2 separate regions of the Homo sapiens genome follow, and region 1 is linked to region 2. A link is a loop called in an ENCODE intact Hi-C map of the cell type or tissue named here. Cell type or tissue: CD4-positive, alpha-beta T cell. All regions are shown on one strand. Region 1 holds the start of LOC128031833. Region 2 overlaps LAS1L (LAS1 like ribosome biogenesis factor).

Evidence for each region. A loop is a pair of places that touch in the nucleus more often than their neighbours do. Peaks named below come from ENCODE experiments on the same cell type or tissue, not always from the same donor. Only the 100,000 strongest peaks of a DNase experiment are listed, where the experiment ranks them.
Region 1: it touches region 2 in a loop (10-fold over the local background); 9 of 110 quality-filtered maps call a loop at or near these places.

The regions. Positions count from the first base shown.
Region 1 is chrX:63,752,831-63,756,830 of GRCh38, forward strand. All of the region lies in intron 1 of ARHGEF9 (Cdc42 guanine nucleotide exchange factor 9), which reads right to left. LOC128031833 reads right to left here and starts at 1,834. Exons shown (of 1, transcript NM_001414729.1): 1 at 1,655-1,834. The coding sequence starts at 1,834. The coding sequence ends at 1,655. RefSeq lists an enhancer at 2,179-2,473 and a silencer at 2,333-2,492. In CD4-positive, alpha-beta T cell, no CTCF peak of the experiment used is centred here; DNase peaks (open chromatin) are centred at 1,481, 1,961 and 2,401; H3K4me3 peaks cover 2,158 bases; H3K27ac peaks cover 1,431 bases.
Region 2 is chrX:65,526,717-65,530,716 of GRCh38, forward strand. It overlaps LAS1L (LAS1 like ribosome biogenesis factor), which reads right to left. Exons shown (of 14, transcript NM_031206.7): 5 at 2,878-3,162; 6 at 2,496-2,542; 7 at 1,544-1,653. Among named protein-coding and RNA genes, the nearest start is that of LAS1L, 6.1 kb to the right of the region's middle. In CD4-positive, alpha-beta T cell, CTCF peaks have their summits at 2,195 (motif pointing left) and 2,400; a DNase peak (open chromatin) is centred at 2,185.

The sequences.
Region 1 (4,000 bases), 1.8 Mb before region 2:
TGGAACTTGACAGCATAATGCCAGCAGATTTGCACATCAGACATGAACAGCCACCCACATGGGTGGAGGGGGAGCATGTGTGTAGATGTGTATGTGTCCTGATTCACTGCTATAATACATGAGCCATAAATGGCATTATTTCAAGCCAGGTAAGCAATGGAATGGGGAAAGCCTGCCTACATTAACAGGGGAGAAAGAAAATCAAAACGCAAAAAAACAAGTATTATACAGACTGGCATGAGACATTTTTTTTCCTGGCTCTGCCAAGAGCTTTCTCAGAGGAAACAGAAATATAAAAATAATAGCAATAGCAATAACAACAGAAACCACCACCACCATCTGATACAGACAAGCAGTCATATCTCAAACTGGAATGTTGCTTCCAGCTCATGTTTTCCATGCTCTCATCCCTTTCCTTCTAGACGTTTTTGGGTTTTGGTGGTCAAATTTAGCACCAAAATTTGATAACTCTTAATTTAGCACATTACAGACTTTCAGTTTGTTATGGGAATGTTTCAATTACAGAGACCTCTGATCTTAAAGTAACAAACGGGAGCAAACAATAGCATCACCACTTTCTCATCAGCCTTATCAAGTTACATTTAAAATGTAGTTCAAGAACATCATTGCAAACGAGATTATCCCAAAGGAGCCATATCCAAATACTATTATTCCCAAGGTGGATAAAGAGCTGTTTTTTCTTTCTTGTGGGGTTTTTTTTTTTTTTTGATGAGACAAACAAAATCCCCAAACTCAAATCCAGGGGTACAATCTTTGGGAAAGGGAGCCCAAATAGCTCCTGTCAAAGTCCTCTCTTGCCAGTTCAAAAAATCAGAGAATGCTTTCACATACTATTTCATGATTCCAAGGAAATTGACATTTTAAATATCTTAAAGCTTTAAGGTTCAAGAAGTGTTTTAAATGTGGCTTCTTTCAAAATTGAAAATTGTGAACCCTGGAGAGCAAATTGAGATTCAAAGGACACAGTCACCAACTGCCAGCACAACACACCCGTGTCACTTCCCAAATTCTTGCTTCTCCTTAGACACTAAAGAAGCATTTTCCCTAAATCCATTCCTTGCATCGATTATTTTCCCTCTAAATATCCACTGCAAAGACTGTCTTTCCTATGATGTCAAATATTCATCATGCTCTTCCACAAACCCTTTTCCCCTCAAACAAACCCAAATGCACTCCTGATGGCAAGAGAGAAATTTTGACTAAAATTCCCTGATGGAGTTTAAAGGTAGTCTTCAAGGAAATGAGTTAAGACACCACAGACAGCAAAGCCACTGTTTAAGGACGCAGAGCTTGCTCCATGAACGCCACATAGATTAAAAATGCACACACGCATGCACACTTAAATAGAAAGCATTTCTTCATCAACAATTTCACTCAAGCAATAGGCAACTATACGCGCAGGCATTCTTAAAAGACAAGACACGACAAAAGATTTAGGGAGAGATAATATACCAACGTCATACATATCACAGCGAGGCCATGTTGAAGCTCAAAACGTTTTCCCCCCTGAGTAAGAAAGCTTGTTCTTTCTCTCTCTTTCCCTGTCTCTGTCTGTGATTTTTTTTTTTTCTCGGTGGCTCTCGGGATGAAATCAAAGCGAGAGTTCGCGACAGCTCAGGTGGCTGGACTCCATTCAGCGCGTTCCCAGGAAAAACATGAGTATGACATTGACAAGCAGGAGGACTACAATCACGGCAAAAACGACTACAGTTTGCACATCCAGGGTCATGGTGCAATGCAGAACACTGTAGTGTTCCAGGTGGGGGGCCGGCAGATTGGGAGATGTCAGTCTCTGTTCTGTCAGACTGTCCATACAGCCACCATGCTAGAAAGGAGAGGAGGAAGTAGGGTGGTTAGAGAAGGGCTGGGTTTGGCGCCCGAGTTTAGTCGGGGGAGGGGAGGGGGATGGGGACGGGGTGCTTGGTTCCCCCCTTCTCAGGATTGGGCTGATCGTTTGTCCCTAGCTGAGAAATCTTAGCTTGCGCTGAAGTCGGCAGAGTCCAGCATTCTCTCTCGGGCGCCACGGGAAAGGCAAAATCCTAGCTTTCAAAGGGAAAGGCGGGGGGAACCTGTGAGTGGTTCTCCGGCGCCTGCTCAGTCTGTCCGGGCGTGCGTCCGTCCGCCTGCCTGGCTACCGGTCAGTCTCAGTCTCCCCTACTCCCTTTACTTCGCTCGTTTTCCTAAGCTTGCTCGCTCTCTTCGCTGGGCTCCCGGCTGCCAGACACTCGTTCGATCCCTGCCTTGCTGGCCCTATCCCTCTTCTCTCCCCATCCCCCGCTCAGCCCATAGGCTGCCTTTTTATTCACCGAGCGACTGCGGGCGCTTGCGTGAGGCGCGGCCAGAGCCACTGACATACCCGCCGACCAATAACAGATGCCGCAGTAGCACGTTCGCTGCCCAGGGGCGGGACTTGCGCTGGCGTGCTAGCCGCGACCGCCAATCAGAGCCTCAAGGCTCCCAAGCAAGCTCGCTCTCCCCAGACCGGCGAGAGTCACCAGCCACCAGTTCTGGTTTGGGGGTGGGGAGCTTCTTGGGGGCGGATAGAGGGGGTATATAAGGAGATGGGGAGGAAAAGGACTGGGAAAGAGGGAGGGAAGGGACCCAATAGGATGCAAGGGGAGGAGATCACGTGAAGAGGGAGAAAAAGAAGAAAAGACGAGGAGGAAGGAGAAGAGAGGGAAGATAATGAAGAAAGAGAATTGTGGGGAAAGGCAGAAAAAAGGATGGTGAGGAGAAAGAAGGAATGGGGGAAAAACGGATAGGTAGCTGTGGAGAATGCATGTGCCTAGCAGCCACTTTGTTTGGAGCCTGGGCCAAGGAGGAAGCAAAGGTGCTTTTGGCCACTGCCTAAGAATTTACAGGCAACCCACAATTAGCTATAAAAAGCCAACAAACCAGTGTTGTGGACAGAATCACAGGGACACACGACAGAATTTCCAAAATCCAATTCTATTTGGCTTTCCCTGATACCACTGCCCTTACCTGGTCAGATTTCCTTTCTTGATTATAGATTCTTCAGACTAGGACAGTTAGCTTGCAATTTTCCAGCATTCTGGGTACTATGAAGGGAAGCCAGCATAGGGTTAAACATTCGCCATGGAAAATCCTCTACAGAACTTGCAATCTGCTTCTAATCATTGCCCTGCTCTGTGACCTGGTATCTAGAGCTAAGGAGGGAAAAGCCATGGAGTGGAGACCAGAAGGTTTCAAATTTACTCTCAGCCCTACCTCAAACTTGCTGTATGACTTTTGGGCAATTCCCTTTTCCTCTCAGGGGTCTGTCTTCTGTCTCCCTCCTGTCAATGAGGACTTAGACTTATCTGAGAATTCAGTTAAACCTCAGAACACTCACCTCAGAAAAAAACAATTTCAGTGGTTCCCTGGGCCTTCAAACCAAGGATTCCCTTATACAGGAGATCTCTCAGAGCCTTTTTGCTCTTATATTATAGGATTATATGACTGAACAGATAGGTATATACCTAAGAAAAATGAAAACATGCCAACACAAAAACTTATACATGAATGCTTATAACAGCATTATTCACAATAGCCAGAAGATGGAAACAATTCAAATGTCCAACAACTGATGAATGGGTAAACAAAATGTGGTATATACATACAATGAAGTATTATTTAACCATAAAAAGGAATGAACTACTGATACATGCTACAACATAGATGAGCTTTGAAAACATGCTAAGTGAAAGACGTGAGAAAAAGGCTTTTGTAAGATTCCATTTATAGAAAATGTTCATATAGTTAGCGTAAATACTGTTTCATGATGCTTTTGTTTCAGTTATATATAAATATAAATGTACTGGCCTGTAATGTGAAATGTGTTTCTTATAGCAAGTAATAGTCAAAACGGTTTGAAAACTACTCTTCTAGATTATGTTGAGACAGATACTGGTGATCAGGACAGTACCATAATATAAACAACTACAGTCTTTCTCCTAGTCTTTGAAAGTTCAGTCTTATC
Region 2 (4,000 bases):
GGGAGGAAAGAAGAATGGGTAGACATACTATGCGCCTGCTCTGGACTGAGCTGAGCACTTTGTTTTGGAAACAAAGGCTCACAGCCATACTTGAGAGACAAGGAACTTAGTCTCTAGGAGCCAGACCCTGAGAAGGTCCCGCCTCTATTCCCCTAACCATGACTATCCAAGGGATGCTAATACTCTCCAATGGCAGTTCAAAAGAAAACACCAGGACGGGCGTGGTGGCTCACATCTGTAATCCCAGCACTTTGGGAGGCCAAGGCAGGTGGATCACCTGAGGTCAAGAGTTCCAGACCAGCCTGGCCAACATGGCAAAACCCCGTCTCTACTAAAAATACAAAAATTAGCCAGGTGTGGTGGTACGTGCCTGTAGTCCCAGCTTCTCGGGGAGGCTGAGGCAGGAGAATCCCTTGAACTCGGGAGGCAGAGGTTGCAGTGAGCCAAGATCGTGCCACTGCACTGCAGCGTGGGCAATAGCGAAACTCTGTCTCAAAAAAAAAAAAAAAAAAAAAAAAAAAAAAAAAAAAAAGACCAGGCCGGCTGCAGTGGCTTATACCTGTGATCCCAGCACTTTGGGAGGCCAAGGCAGGACAATCTCTTGAATCCCAAAACTTGAAACCAGCCTGGGCAACATGGTGAGACCCCATCTCTACAAAAAATTATAAAATTAGCCAGACATGGTAGTGCATGCCTGTTGGTCCTAGCTACTTAGGAGGCTGAGGTGGGAGGATTTCTTGAGTGTGCGAGGTTGAGGCTGTAGTTAACTATGTTCGCACCACTGCACTCCAGCCTGGGTGACAGAGCAAGACCCTATCGTAAAAAAAGAGAAAAGGCCAGGCACAGTGGCTCATGCCTATAATCCCAGCACTTTCGGAGGTCCAGAAGGGCAGGTCATTTGAGGCCAGGAGTTTGAGACCAGCCTCGCCAACATGGTGAAACTCTGTCTCCACTGAAAATACAAAAACTAGCCAGGTGTGGTGGCTCACGTCTGTAGTCCCAGCTACTCTGGTGGCTGAGGCATGAGAATCACTTGAACCCGGGAGGTGGAGGTTGCAGTGAGCCGAGACTGCGCCACTGCACTCCAGCCTGGGTAACAGAGCAAGACACTTTCTCAAAAAAAATAAATAAAAAATAAAAAAAAAACAAGACAAGACTAGCAGTGCCCACCATACATATATCTTTTACCTCAAACTTAGACAAGGGCTAGGCAGTGAGTGAGGTGGTAATTATCAAGGGATTTTCCTAGTTGTCAAGAGCTCCACATGCCACCCGACAGACAGGAAAGCAGCTGGCCAGCAGATGGATGATAGTGGGCATTCCTGCCTCTGGCCATTCTAGTATAGGCAACCCCCACCTGGAAGTTGGCAGGGTTGAGGGCAGACAGTTCTGCCAAATGTAGGGTCACTGTGGAGGGGATCAGGATTATCCCTGGGATTTTGTACAGCAGAGGTTGGCAAGCTAGGATAGGGAAACCGATTTCAATGAGGCTGCTACCCTCTATCCTAGAGAATACGCAGCTCCCGGTTACCTAGTTACACACCTGTTCTCGCATGTAACGCCCTTGAGCTCTGCCAGGACACATTCTACACGTGGGGACGGGTTATTCCACGCCTTAATGGCCTTAGGTAAATACCTAAATTTCTCCAGCACCTGCCAGCAAAGAGGGTCCCATCAGAAGGCTGGTTCAGCCAAGCAACCCACCTCCACCCCTCCAGGATCCCTTCCCATAGGACCTCTCAGCACTGCCCTGCAGGGGACAGGGCAGGGCATGCAGGGGGGGGCCCACAACTCCCCTACTGGCCTTGCAACTAAAAATAGCCTGACTCTCAAATGTGAGACTTCCTCCTCCTTCTCCCTCCCTTCCTCCTCCAACTGAATTTCCTGTGGGTAAATACTGAGATGTTCAATGGGGGAATTTGGCTGGAGATAGAGACTCTTAGGCCAAAGGGCCAGAGATGAGGAGAGGCAATGAGTTACAGAAGAAAGATAACTGGGAGATCCAGGTACTAATCCTGGTTCTATCATTAACTGTATATGTGACTTTGGGCCTGTCCCTTCACTCATCCATGGCTTCAATTTCTTAATCTGTGAAAAGGAAGGGCTGAGCTAAATGGTTTCTGAGTGACCTCCCTAAAAACAGCACCCCTCCAGCTCACCTGATTTAGGGAAGCTCTTGGGCCCCATCTACTGGTCAGCTGCGGAATTGCAGGGCTGCGCAACTACCCATTCCCAGTTGTTCCCTACCACCCAGTGGGGCAGATTATCCGCAAACTTCATCATCTGTTCCCTTCCATCGGTGTGGAGGATCAGCCAATTGGACTCTGCTCCTCTTGTCTCCTTCCTAGTTCCCCCCTCTCTCTTTCCGAGAAGTTCCCTCACGCTTTGTCACTTTTCTTTCAAATTCCTTCTCAAGACTTCTCTCAGGTAGCTGGCAAGAGGGAAGAAATGGCTGGGGCAGATGAGAGCACACCAAGTCCAGGGCACTTTCTTACCGTAAACTGCTCCTCTTCGTATGATACCAGCAGTTCTCGGGCTCTTTCTGAAAACAGAATGGGGAGACAGATAGGACTGCCAGCCCAGACCCCTTCTCCTGATGGGATTCTGAGCCTCTCTCACCTCATTTCTTGAGTTGTAATTGAGGAACTAGAATTCCTTCCCCAACTACTTCACAGGGCTCAAGATGGTTTGTGAGGCAAATGTGACAGCCATTATACTATGGAAACTAGCCAGGAGGATGGTTTGTGACAGTAATTTTTTAAGCTAAGATTCACCACAGCCCCAGAGGAAATGCTGAGCCAGGGAAATAAACAGCGTTAACCCTAAGCCTGAGCCTTCTGGGCTCATGGGCCGCTTTCTGCCCTCCAAAACACCTACCATATAGCTCTTTATGACTCAGGGCCTTTTTGCAATGAGAATCCACCTCTTCGCTGCCTTTGCTGTCTCCATCGGCCTTTACATCTGACTCCGTACTTTTCCCATCATCCTGAGGCTCTGGTTTCTGTTCTGTGATGTCATCAACAACAATGTTCTTATCTTCCTCTTGATCCTCTTCCTCTATCCCTTCCCTGAACTCCTCCAACTCCCAGGTCTCTCTCAGGCTGTTCTCCAGTTGGCGGCACCAATAGGTCTTCTGGAGCCAATCCAGGACAAAGTAGCAGCCTAGAGGGGGGAAGGCAGGCAGTGCCACAGGATCAGGCAGGCAGCTAGCAGGCCTCCAGCCTCATCTTGTGGGTATTATAGGAAGGCCCCAGGAAAAGGCTTGGCTCCAAGGTTCAAATCTCAAATATCCAGAAGCAGCCTCTTTCACTCTGGGTTATCCCCCTGTTCTTTGCTTTATCCTGCTTACCAGCACTTTTTCTAGAAAAAAAAACCTATTATTGGACTTAGAGACGAGATGCCAAAAACAGTTAAGGGGCTAGTAAGTGGCAGAAGTAGGAATCAGCCCCATTAGCTAGTTACATGGCCTTGGCCAAGTCTCCCCTTTTCTAGATCTGTTTTCCCATCACAAAGAGTGAGGCTAAATCCAGGATTCTTAATCGGGATGGGGTGGATGTCCAAGGAACCCTTGGGTTCATGACACTGCTGATGGCTCATGCCTGGCAACCTCCCCACCTCAACTATGGAGAGGTATGTGAGACTAATGAGGCACTACCTGAGAAACAACATTTAAGGGGAGTGGCCGGGCACTGTGGTTCACGCCTATAATCCCAGCACTTTGGGAGGCCAAGGTGAGCGGGTCACTTGAGGTCAGGAGTTTGAGACCAGCCTGTGCAACATGATGAAGCCCCAGCTCTACTAAAAAAATACAGCCAGGTGCAGTGGCTCATGCCTGTAATCCTAGCACTTTGGGAGGCTGAGGCGGGCAGATCATGAGGTCAGGAGTTCGAGACTAGCCTGACCAACATGATGAAACCCCATCGCTACTAAAAATACAAAAAAAAAAAATTAGCCAGGCATGGAGGCGCGTGCCTGTAATCCCAGCTACTCAGGAGGTGGA